Regions from separate parts of the Homo sapiens genome. Here region 2 is linked to region 1. A link is an interaction called in ENCODE POLR2A ChIA-PET data of the cell type or tissue named here. Cell type or tissue: PC-9. All regions are shown on one strand.

Evidence for each region. ChIA-PET counts read pairs that join two places held together with the same protein. Peaks named below come from ENCODE experiments on the same cell type or tissue, not always from the same donor. Only the 100,000 strongest peaks of a DNase experiment are listed, where the experiment ranks them.
Region 2: POLR2A ChIA-PET joins it to region 1 with 8 read pairs; 2 of 35 experiments call an interaction of 5 or more read pairs at or near these places.

Annotation. Positions count from the first base shown.
Region 1 is chr14:34,511,925-34,516,924 of GRCh38, forward strand. EAPP (E2F associated phosphoprotein) reads right to left here. Exons shown (of 6, transcript NM_018453.4): 6 at 4,014-4,662. The coding sequence ends at 4,386. Among named protein-coding and RNA genes, the nearest start is that of EAPP, 25 kb to the right of the region's middle. In PC-9, no CTCF peak of the experiment used is centred here; no DNase peak of the experiment used is centred here.
Region 2 is chr14:34,730,770-34,735,769 of GRCh38, forward strand. No RefSeq gene overlaps it. Among named protein-coding and RNA genes, the nearest start is that of CFL2, 19 kb to the left of the region's middle. In PC-9, no CTCF peak of the experiment used is centred here; DNase peaks (open chromatin) are centred at 1,712 and 2,692; H3K27ac peaks cover 1,923 bases.

The DNA.
Region 1 (5,000 bases):
AGGCTTCCTCTGCTGCCCAGGCTGGAGTGTAGTGGTATGATCTCAGCTCACTGCAACCTCCACCTCCCGGGTTCAAGTGATTCTCCTGCCTCAGCCTCCTGAGTAGCTGGGATTATAGGCACGTGCCACTATGGCCAGCTAATTTTTGTATTTTAGTAGAGATAAGGTTTCCCCATGTTGGTCAGGCTGGTCTCGAACTCCTGACCTCAGGTAATCCACCTGCCTTGGCCTTCCAAAGTGCTGGGATTACAGGAGTGAGCCACTGCACGTGGTCTGCTCCAGGTGATTTTTTTTTTTTTTTTTTTTGAGACGGAGTCTCGCTCTGTCGCCCAGGCTGGAGTGCAGTGGAGCAATCTTGGCTCACTGCACGCTCTGCCTCCCAGGTTCACGCCATTCTCCTGCCTCAGCCTCCTGAGCAGCTGGGACTACAGGCACCCACTACCATGCCTGGCTAAATTTTTGTATTTTTAGTAAAGACTGGGTTTCACCGTATTAGCCAGGATGGTCTCTATCTCCTGACCTCGTGATCTGCCCGCCTCAGCCTCCCAAAGTGCTGGGATTACAGGCGTGAGCCACCATGCCCGGCCCAGGTGATTTTTTATTTGTGTTTGTATTATATAGAGATAGGGTCTCCCTGTTGCCCAGGCTGGCCTCAAACTCCTGGGCTCAAGGGGTCCTCCTGCCTCAGCCTCCCAAAGTGCTACGATTATAGGCATGAGCCACTGTGCTGGTCCAAAGTGATGTTTATGGGTAAAATCACTGAGAACTTTCCAGTAGAAGTGGGATGAGGGTCCGATGGAGGAGTGGTTGTTGGTTGGGGGGGACCTGGAAAGGAAGTAAGGTTTGCAATGACAGTAATACAGAAGATCTTGCAAAGTACGACATGGCAAACACAGATTACAAGTAATAGACTGGTAGTGCTATTCTGCAGTGTATTACCTGGCTATAAATGGAAACATTTAAAGAATGTATAAAAAATAAAAATGGGCCGGACAAGGTGGCTCATGCCTGTAATCCCAGCATTTTTGGAGGCCAAGGCAGGTGAATCACCTGAGGTCAGAAGTTGCAGACCAGCCTGGCCAACATGGTGAAACCCCATCTCTACTAAAAATACAAAATTAGCTCGGTGAGGTAGTGCATGCCTGTAATCTCAGCTACTTGAGAGGCTGAGGCAGGAGAATCGCTTGAATCCAGGAGGCGGAGGTTGCAGTGAGCCGAAATCATGCCATTGCACTCCAGCCTGGGCCACAAGAGCAAAACTCTGTCTCAAAAAATATAGATAAATAAAAAATAAAGTAAAAAAATAAAAATAGAAGCCGGGTGCCGTCACGCCTGTAATCTCAGCACTTTGGGAGGCCGAGGCAGGTGGATCACTTGGGGCCAGGAGTTCAAGACCAGCCTGGCCAACATGGTGAAACCCCATCTCTACTAAAAATACAAAAATTAGCCAGGTGTCCCAGCTACCCAGGAGGTGGAGGTTGCAGTGAGCTGAGAGCTGAGATCACGCCACTGCACTCCAGCCTGGGCGACAGATCAAGATTCTGTCAAAAAAAGAAAAAGAAAAGGGCCAGGTGCAGTGGCTCATGCCTGTAATCCCAGCACTTTGGGAGGCCGAGGCGGGCAGATCACGAGGTCAGGAGATCGAGACTATCCTGGCTAACACGGTGAAACCCCATCTCTACTAAAAATACAAAAATTAGCTGGATGTGGTGGCACATGCCTGTAGTACCAGCTGTTTGGGAGGCTGAGGCAGGAGAATCACTTGAACCTGGGAGGCAGAGGTTGCAGTGAGCCGAGATCATGCCACTGCACTCCAGCCTGGCAACAGAGCGAGACTCCATCTCAAAAAAAAAATTAATTAAATAAAATAAAAAATAAAAATGAAAAAATAAAGTATATATATTGCTTCCAATCAAATAGATATCAGTATATTATAAAAATTATGAAGTACAATAGCCATTTTTTTTTTTCTGAGACAGAGACTCGCTCTGTCGTCCAGGCTGGAGTGTAGTGGCGCAATCTAAGCTCACTGCAAGCTCCGCCTCCTGGGTTCAAGCAATTCTCCTGCCTCAGCCTCCCAAGTAGCTGGGATTACAGGCACGTGCCACCAAACCCAGCTAATTTTTGTATATTTAGCAGAGACGGGGTTTCACCATGTTGGCCAGGCTGGTCTCGAACTCCTGACCTCAGGTGATCCACCAACTTCGGCCTCCCAAAGTGCTGGGATTACAGGCATGAGCCACCATGCCTGGCAGAAGTATAATAGGTATAAGACATTGGAGATTCCTTAGAAATTATCAGTTTTCTGTCCCCACCTCATTCATACAAACACTCCGTAACTGGTTCCAGCTCTCTTTACACATAGCTTGTAGAAAACATAGAAGGGTAGGAGGTGAGGAAAGCATCTTTTCTCTTATGGAATATGCAGAGGTCCCCCTCAAGCTTTGTTGACACCTGATCTCTGTAGGAGACTACTGCTCTTGTCTAGTATTTTCATTTTATAGATGAGAAAACTGGGCCTCAAAGGAACAGACTTGTCCAAGATTAGCATAGCAGAGCCTGAGTTAAAACACATTTTCTGGCTGGGCGCGGTGGCTCATGCCTATAATCCCAGCACTTTGGGACGCCAAGGCGGGCGGATCACCTGAGGTTGGGAGAAACAACCCAAATCATATCATTCTTTCATTTTTAAGAGAGGGCCTCAATCTGTTACCCAGGCTAGAATGCAGTGGCATGATCAAAGCTCAGTTCAGCCTTGGTCTGCCAAGCTCAAGTGATCCTCCCACCTCAGCCTCCCAAGTAGCTGGGACTATAGGCACACACCACCACGTTCAGCTAATTTTTAATTTTTTTTTTTTTTTTTTTGTAGAGACAGGGCCTTGCTATGTTGCCCAGGCTGGTCTTGAACTCCTGGTCTCAAGCGATCCTCCCTCCTCAGCCTCCCAAAGTGCTGGAATTATAGTCATGAGCCACTGCATTCAGCCATATCATTCTTTTAAAGACTGAAAATACACAGATGCCTACAATGCAATTTCCCCTCAAGCTGCCACTGGTTTTTATATTAATACCCCAAAAAATTATATCTTGGTTGTTTGCAACAGAAGTAATAAATAGCAGGCACAAGAGGTGGCAGCAGAATTTTTTTTTTTCTTTTTTCTTTGAGACAGGGTCTTGCTCTGTCACCCAGGTGGGAGTGGAGTGGCAAGATCTCGGCTCACTGCAACCTCCACCTCCCAGGTTCAAGTGATTCTCCTGCCTCAGCTTCCTAAGTAGCTAGGATTACAGGCGCCCACCACCAGGCCTGGCTAATTTTTGTATATTTAGTAGAAATGGGGTTTCACCATGTTAGCCAGGCTGCCCTGGAACTCCTGACCTCAAGTGATCAGCCCAGCTAGGTCTCCCAAAGTGCTGGAATTACAGGGGTGAGCCACCACACCCGGCCAGAATTTTTAAGTCTAGTCAGAAGGGGAGGTTGCTTTCCCTCACCATAAATTTATATTTTAAAATGTGCATTCATTAAGTTTAGAATACTGGTAAGTGTACTCCTTTTCAGAAAAGGACCTTTATTACTTAAAGCATCTGACAGTACCTACTCCATGCAATTGTTTGTTTCTTTGTTGTTTGTTTTGAGACAAAGTCTTACTCTCACCCAGGCTGGAGTACAGTGATATGATCTCAGCTCACTGCAACCTCAGCCTCCCAGGTTCAAGCAATTCTCCTGCCTCAGCCTCCCGAGTAGCTGGAATTACAGGTGCACACCACCACGCCCAGTTGATTTTTCTATTTTTAGTAGAGACAGACAGCGTTTCACCATGTTGGTCAGGCTGGTCTCAAACTCCTAAACTCCTGAACTCCTGATCCACCCGCCTTGACCTCCCAAAGTGCTGGGATTACAGGCAGGAGCCAAAGCTACCAGCCTATTCCACGCAATTGTAACAGTTACTAAATACTGTCATTCATCATGTGGGGTGGGGGTGAATAAAGATACATCTTAGCAAAAACAATACAGACAATTCAGGAAAGAGTTTCCAGTTTAATTACATCAAAGCTATATCCAAAATAAAAATAACACTCAGAAACAAAGATTGCTTATAATTCCAGAACATTTTAATTCTACAGAGCTTTAATAAAAAGCCCGACAGTTTCCAAATGTTCATCAAAAACAGAATGAATATCAGTCCCATCAATAAGGGGGAAAATCAAAGAAAAAAAAAAGGAGAGGGTGAGAGATGTAAGAGATGAATGAAGGTTGACAACTATTCTCCTTTAAAAAGAGAAACACTGCTTCCTCAATGTCACTGAAGGATATGAACAGGCAAGAGGAAAGTAACTGTCCATATTTGCCTTATATACAGTATTGGGTAATTAAATGCCAGTTGGGCTGTTTAGGAATGGCTTGCTAAAACATTGAAAAAATGAAAGACTTCATCCTTGTCGTAGACTGCCACTTCAGTGGAACATTCAGTGCACATGACTGGGTGATAGATTTCTTCCACATCTGTCTCTGCCTTCTCGGCAGCATCTTCCCGGTTAGACCTCATCTTCTTATGGACCCGCCTTTTCTTCCTGTTCTCTGAGGCTTTATATCTTAGAACCTCCTCTTTGTTAATAGAACAATTCATTACAAACATTGCTCTATATTGAGTTTTGTATGATTCATGCCTAAGAGAAAAATGAAATGGAGAATTGGGGTTTATGTTCTATGTTAATAGTTTATCCATTTAGATAAAATTTGAGAATACCAAAAACTTACTGAAATACCAACCAAAGACAAGACACAGGAACAAAACAGCAAGTTTAAAGAAATTTTAAACAGTTGTTTTAAGAATAATTAAAACTTGTGAACACAGCTCACTGCAGCCTTGAACTCTTAGCCTCAAGTGATCCTCCTGCCTCAGCCTCCCTGGTAGCTGGGATTACAGGCACAAGCCACTGCACCAGGCAGAAGAAACATTTTAGTATGTAACAGTGTAAGGAAGAAATGTATCCTCTTTCCTTCT
Region 2 (5,000 bases), 220 kb after region 1:
TGTAAATGGGATTGTTTTCCTATTAATTTCTCCTTCAGATAGTTTTTAGTGTATAGAAATGCTACTGATATTTGTATGTTAATTTTTTTTTTTTTTGAGACAGAGTCTCACTCTGTTGCCCAGGCTGGAGTGCAGTGGTATGATCGTGGCTCACTGCAACCTCTGCCTTCTGGGTTCAAGTGATTCTCCTGCCTCAGCCTCCTGAGCAGCTGGGACTACAGGCGTGCACCACCAAACCCGGCTAATTTTTGTATTTTTAGTAGAGATGGGGTTTCACCATGTTGGCTAGGCTGGTCTCGAACCCCTGACCTCAAGTGATCTGCCCGCCTCGGCCTCCCAAAGTACTCTCTTTGGCCTCCCATGCCTGGCCGTATACCAAACATCTAAAGAAGAACTAATATCAACCCTTCTCAAACTCTTCCTAAAAACTGAAGAGGAGGGAATACTTCCAAACTCATTTTAGAAGGCCAGCACTGCCCTTATGCCAAAGGCAGACAAGGACACTATAAGAAACCTATAAGCCAGGCTGGGTGTGGTGGCTCACGCCTGTACTCCTAGCACTTTGAGAAGCCAAGGCGGGTGGATCACCTGAGGTTAGGAGTTTGAGACCAGCCTGGCCAACATGGTGAAACCCCATCTCTACTAAAATTACAAAAATTAGCCGGGTGTGGTGGTGCATGCCTGTGGTCCCAGCTACTCGGGAGGCTGAGGCAGGAGAATCACTTGAACCTGGGAGGCGGAGGTTGCAGTGAGCCTCAGTCGTGCCACTGCACTCCAGCCTGGGTGACAGAGCGAGATTCCGTCTCAAAACAAACAAGCAGAAATCCTCGACAAAACATTAGCAAACCAAATTCAACAGCACATTAAAAAGTTTATTCACCATGTTCAAGCATGATTTATCCCTGTGATACAAGAATGGTTCAACATACATAAATCAGTAAATGTGATACACCATATTAACAAAACGAAGGACAAAAACCACATGATCATCTCAATAGTTGCAGAAAAAGCATTTAACAAAATTCAGTATCCTCTTATGATTAAAAACCCTCAACAATTAGGCATAGAAGGAATGTACCTCAACCCAATAAAAGCCATATATGAAAAGCCCACAGCTAACATCATACTTTCTTTTTTTTGAGATGGAGTCTTGCTCTGTCGCCCAGGCTGGAGTGCAGTGGTATGATCTCAGCTCATTGCAACCTCTGCCTCCTGGGTTCAAGCGATTCTTCCGCCTCCGCCTCCCAAGTAGCTGGGATTACAGGCATGCGCCACTACACCCCAGCTAATTTTTCTACATTTAGTGGAGACGAGGTTTCACCATGTTGGCCAGTCTGGTCTTGAACTCCTGGCCTCAAGTGATCCGCCCGCCTCAGCCTCCCAAAGTGCTGGAATTACAGATGGGAGCCACCGCATCAGGCTGCCTTTTTTTTTGTTTGTTTTAAACGTGGGCATTTGTTGCTATAGACTTCCCTCTCACGACTGCTTTTGCTACATCCCTTAAGTTTTGATATGTTGTGTTTCCATTTTTGTCTGTCTCAAGACATTTTAAATTTTCCTTTTAATTTCTTCTCTGACCCACTGGTTGTTCAGGAGCATGTTGTTTAATTTCCATATATTTGTGAATTTTCCATGTTTCCTCCTATTATTGATTTCTAGTTTCATACCATGTGTTCAGAAGGGACACTTGATATGATTCACTCTTCTTAAATTTGGTAAGACTTGTTTTGTGGACTAACTTGTGGTCTATCTTGGAGAATGTTTCATGTATAATTGAGAAGAATTTATATTTTGTTTGCTAATAGAATCTTCTTTATGTCTAGGATTAGAAGCAATTTATTAGGCTGATGGAACTATGGGGTTTTTGTTTAAGTTTTTAAACTTTTTATGATACAAATTGGGAGAAAAAAGCTGTTTTTTATAGTATTAAATGATACACAGAGATTTTGCATTTACATTTGGAACTCTTTTAAGAATTTCAGAGCGTAAGCGTGAATGAGGCTTGTTAAAAAAAAAACAAACCTTAGACAAATTAAATTTAACATAGTTTAATTGAACAAAGAACTATTTGTGAATTGGGCAGCCTCCTGAACCAGAATAGGTTCAGAGAGACTCTGGAGCTAATGGGTGGTCGAAGAAGATTGATGGACAGGAAAAGGGAAGTGACATACAGAAAATGGAAATGAGGTACAGAAACAGCAGGATCGGTTATAGCTCGGTGTTTGTCTTATTTGAACACAATTTGAACAATTGGCCTCCTGTGATTGACTGAGACTTGGTGATTGGCACAAGAGTCGGTTGTGGTCTGTTTATACATTTAGTTAGGTTACAGTTCACTCTGTATGGAGCAACCTTTAGACCAAACTTAGGATATGGAAGGAGACAACTTTAGGCTAAACTTAATTTAACAGGTTCTACTGATGTCATGAGATTAAAAAAAAAAAAAAAAGAGCTATGTTCCCTGTGTTCTTTTCTCATGAATATAGTTTAATATAGGCTATTAGACCATTCATTCAGAGATACTGGCTGCCTATGTGTATTGTACTTATTTTTCCAAAGGGCTCACGTTGGGTACTCATTTTTGGCAGCCTCCCTCATTACAGGACATCCCTTCAAAGTTACCCATTGACCAGATTCCATTTTGGAATCTGCAGTTATAAACCGGTCTTACTAGTGTAAGGATAAACTGCATTCCAAGAAGCTGAGCCACAGTAATAAAGGAATCCACAGCTCTTTGTTTCCCCAGATTTGTAAATTTTCTTGGATTTCGGTGAACTCATAAATAGGATCTTTAGTTCTCCAGCAAAAAAGATTATGAAATGAAAACTATTTGTTGGCTTTAGTACCTGGGAGAGTGTGTTAGAGAGTTCAGTGTGGAGTGAATATTATCAACTCTTGCAAAAATAATTATGTTGTTAATTATGGCATGAGCTTAATATCCATTGAATTTTATATCAAAATGCATTTTCCTGGCCCTGAAAGTTTTTCTGCACTGGATTTGGAATTGAAGTACAGTTGACCCTTGAACAACATGGGGATTAGGGGCATCAACCATCAACCCTTCACACATTCAGAAATCCACATAGAACTTTTGACCTCAAAAGCTTAACTACTAATAGCCTACTGTGGACCAGAAGCCATACCGGCAACATAAACTGTCACTTTTTTTTTATATATGTGATATGTATTATATACTGTATTTTTACAATAAAGTAAGCTGGAGGAAAGAAAATGTTATTAAGAAAATCATCTGGGGCACAGTGGCTTATGCCTATAATCCCAGCTCTTTGGGAGGCTGAGGCAGGCAGATCACCTGAGGTCAGGGGTTCGAGACCAGCCTGGTCAATATGGCGAAACCCTGTCTCTAATAAAAACACAAAAATTAGCTGGACGTGGTGGCGTGCGCCTGTAATCCCAGCTACATGGGAGGCTGAGGCAGGAGAATCGCTTGAACCCAGACGGGGGAGGTTGCAGTGAGCCAAGATCGCACCACTGCACTGCGGCCTGGGCAACAGAGGGAGACTCCATCTCAAAAAGAAAAAAAATGTTATTAAGAAAATCATAAGGAAGATAAAAATATATTTACTATGTATTAAGTGGAAGTGCGTCATTATAAAGCTCTTTATCCTCCTTATCTTCGTGTTGAATGGGCTGGGGAAGAGAAAAAGGAGGTATTGGTCTTGCTGTCTGTCTCAGGGGTGGCGGAGGCAGAAGAAAATCCATGTCTAGTAGACCCACGCGGTTCAAACCCATGTTGCTCAAAGGCCAGCTGTATATACTTCCTGTGAGTATTTTTAATTAAGAAATTCGTTTTTAAACTGACTGACTTACATTTTACAAATTTGCTTGCTAGAAATTTCTGCTGATAAAAACTCCACACCATACCTGCCGTTACTTATTCCAAATCCTTAGCCCTGTTTGGTCTGTTGAATTTCTCTGATTTTGATTTTTAATTTCTGGGCAGATCACTTTCCCACAGTTGGCAACACACGCGCGCACGCACACACAGACACGCGCGTGCGCGCGCACACACACATATGCACACATACATAAACCCAGACAGACACGGACACACACACATACACATACACACATATACACATACACACACAGACACACACACATACACACAGACACACGCACACACATATACACAGACATACACAGACACATACACACGCACACACACGCACACACAGACACACGCGCACATGTGCACACAGACACACACATACACGTACACACATACGCACATACACCCACATACACACACCCACACATACATGGGCGCGCACATACACATGCGCACACACATACACACGCACACACGTACACACACGCACACACATGCACACACATAGACACGCACACACAGACACACAGACAGGCACACACACACACGCACATACACGCACACACACAGACGCACACATACACGCACACATGCGCACACACGCATACACGCACACACACGTGCACACACATATGTGTATACATACATTTATGTATATATTTTATATACGTATGTTTATATACACACATATATAAATATACTCACACGTATATTTTTATATATTTTTTCCTGCTGCTTGAATCAGCATACAACTTACATTTTTAATGAAATATTGCACATACAGGGAAATAGGATAGTACATAGTGTTCTCCTATTTTTTCATATTTTCATGGGAAATGGAGAGGGGTACATTTGCATTTTCCATATTTCCTTTTTGTCATATTTGTATGAGCTTTCTTTTTAACTACAGGTACAGTTGAAGTCCACTTTGTACCTCCTCTAATCACAGAGGCAAATATATAATCTTCCTGTCCTTGATTTTACACTTTTACTACAAATGTATTTTGTCCCTAAACAGTTATTACAAATGCATTTTGCCCCTAAACAGTATGTAAAAGTAGCCATTCACAGTGGCTCACACCTGTAATCCCAGAACTTTGGAAGGCCAAGGTGGGAGGATCACTTGAGCCCAGGAGTTTGAGACCAG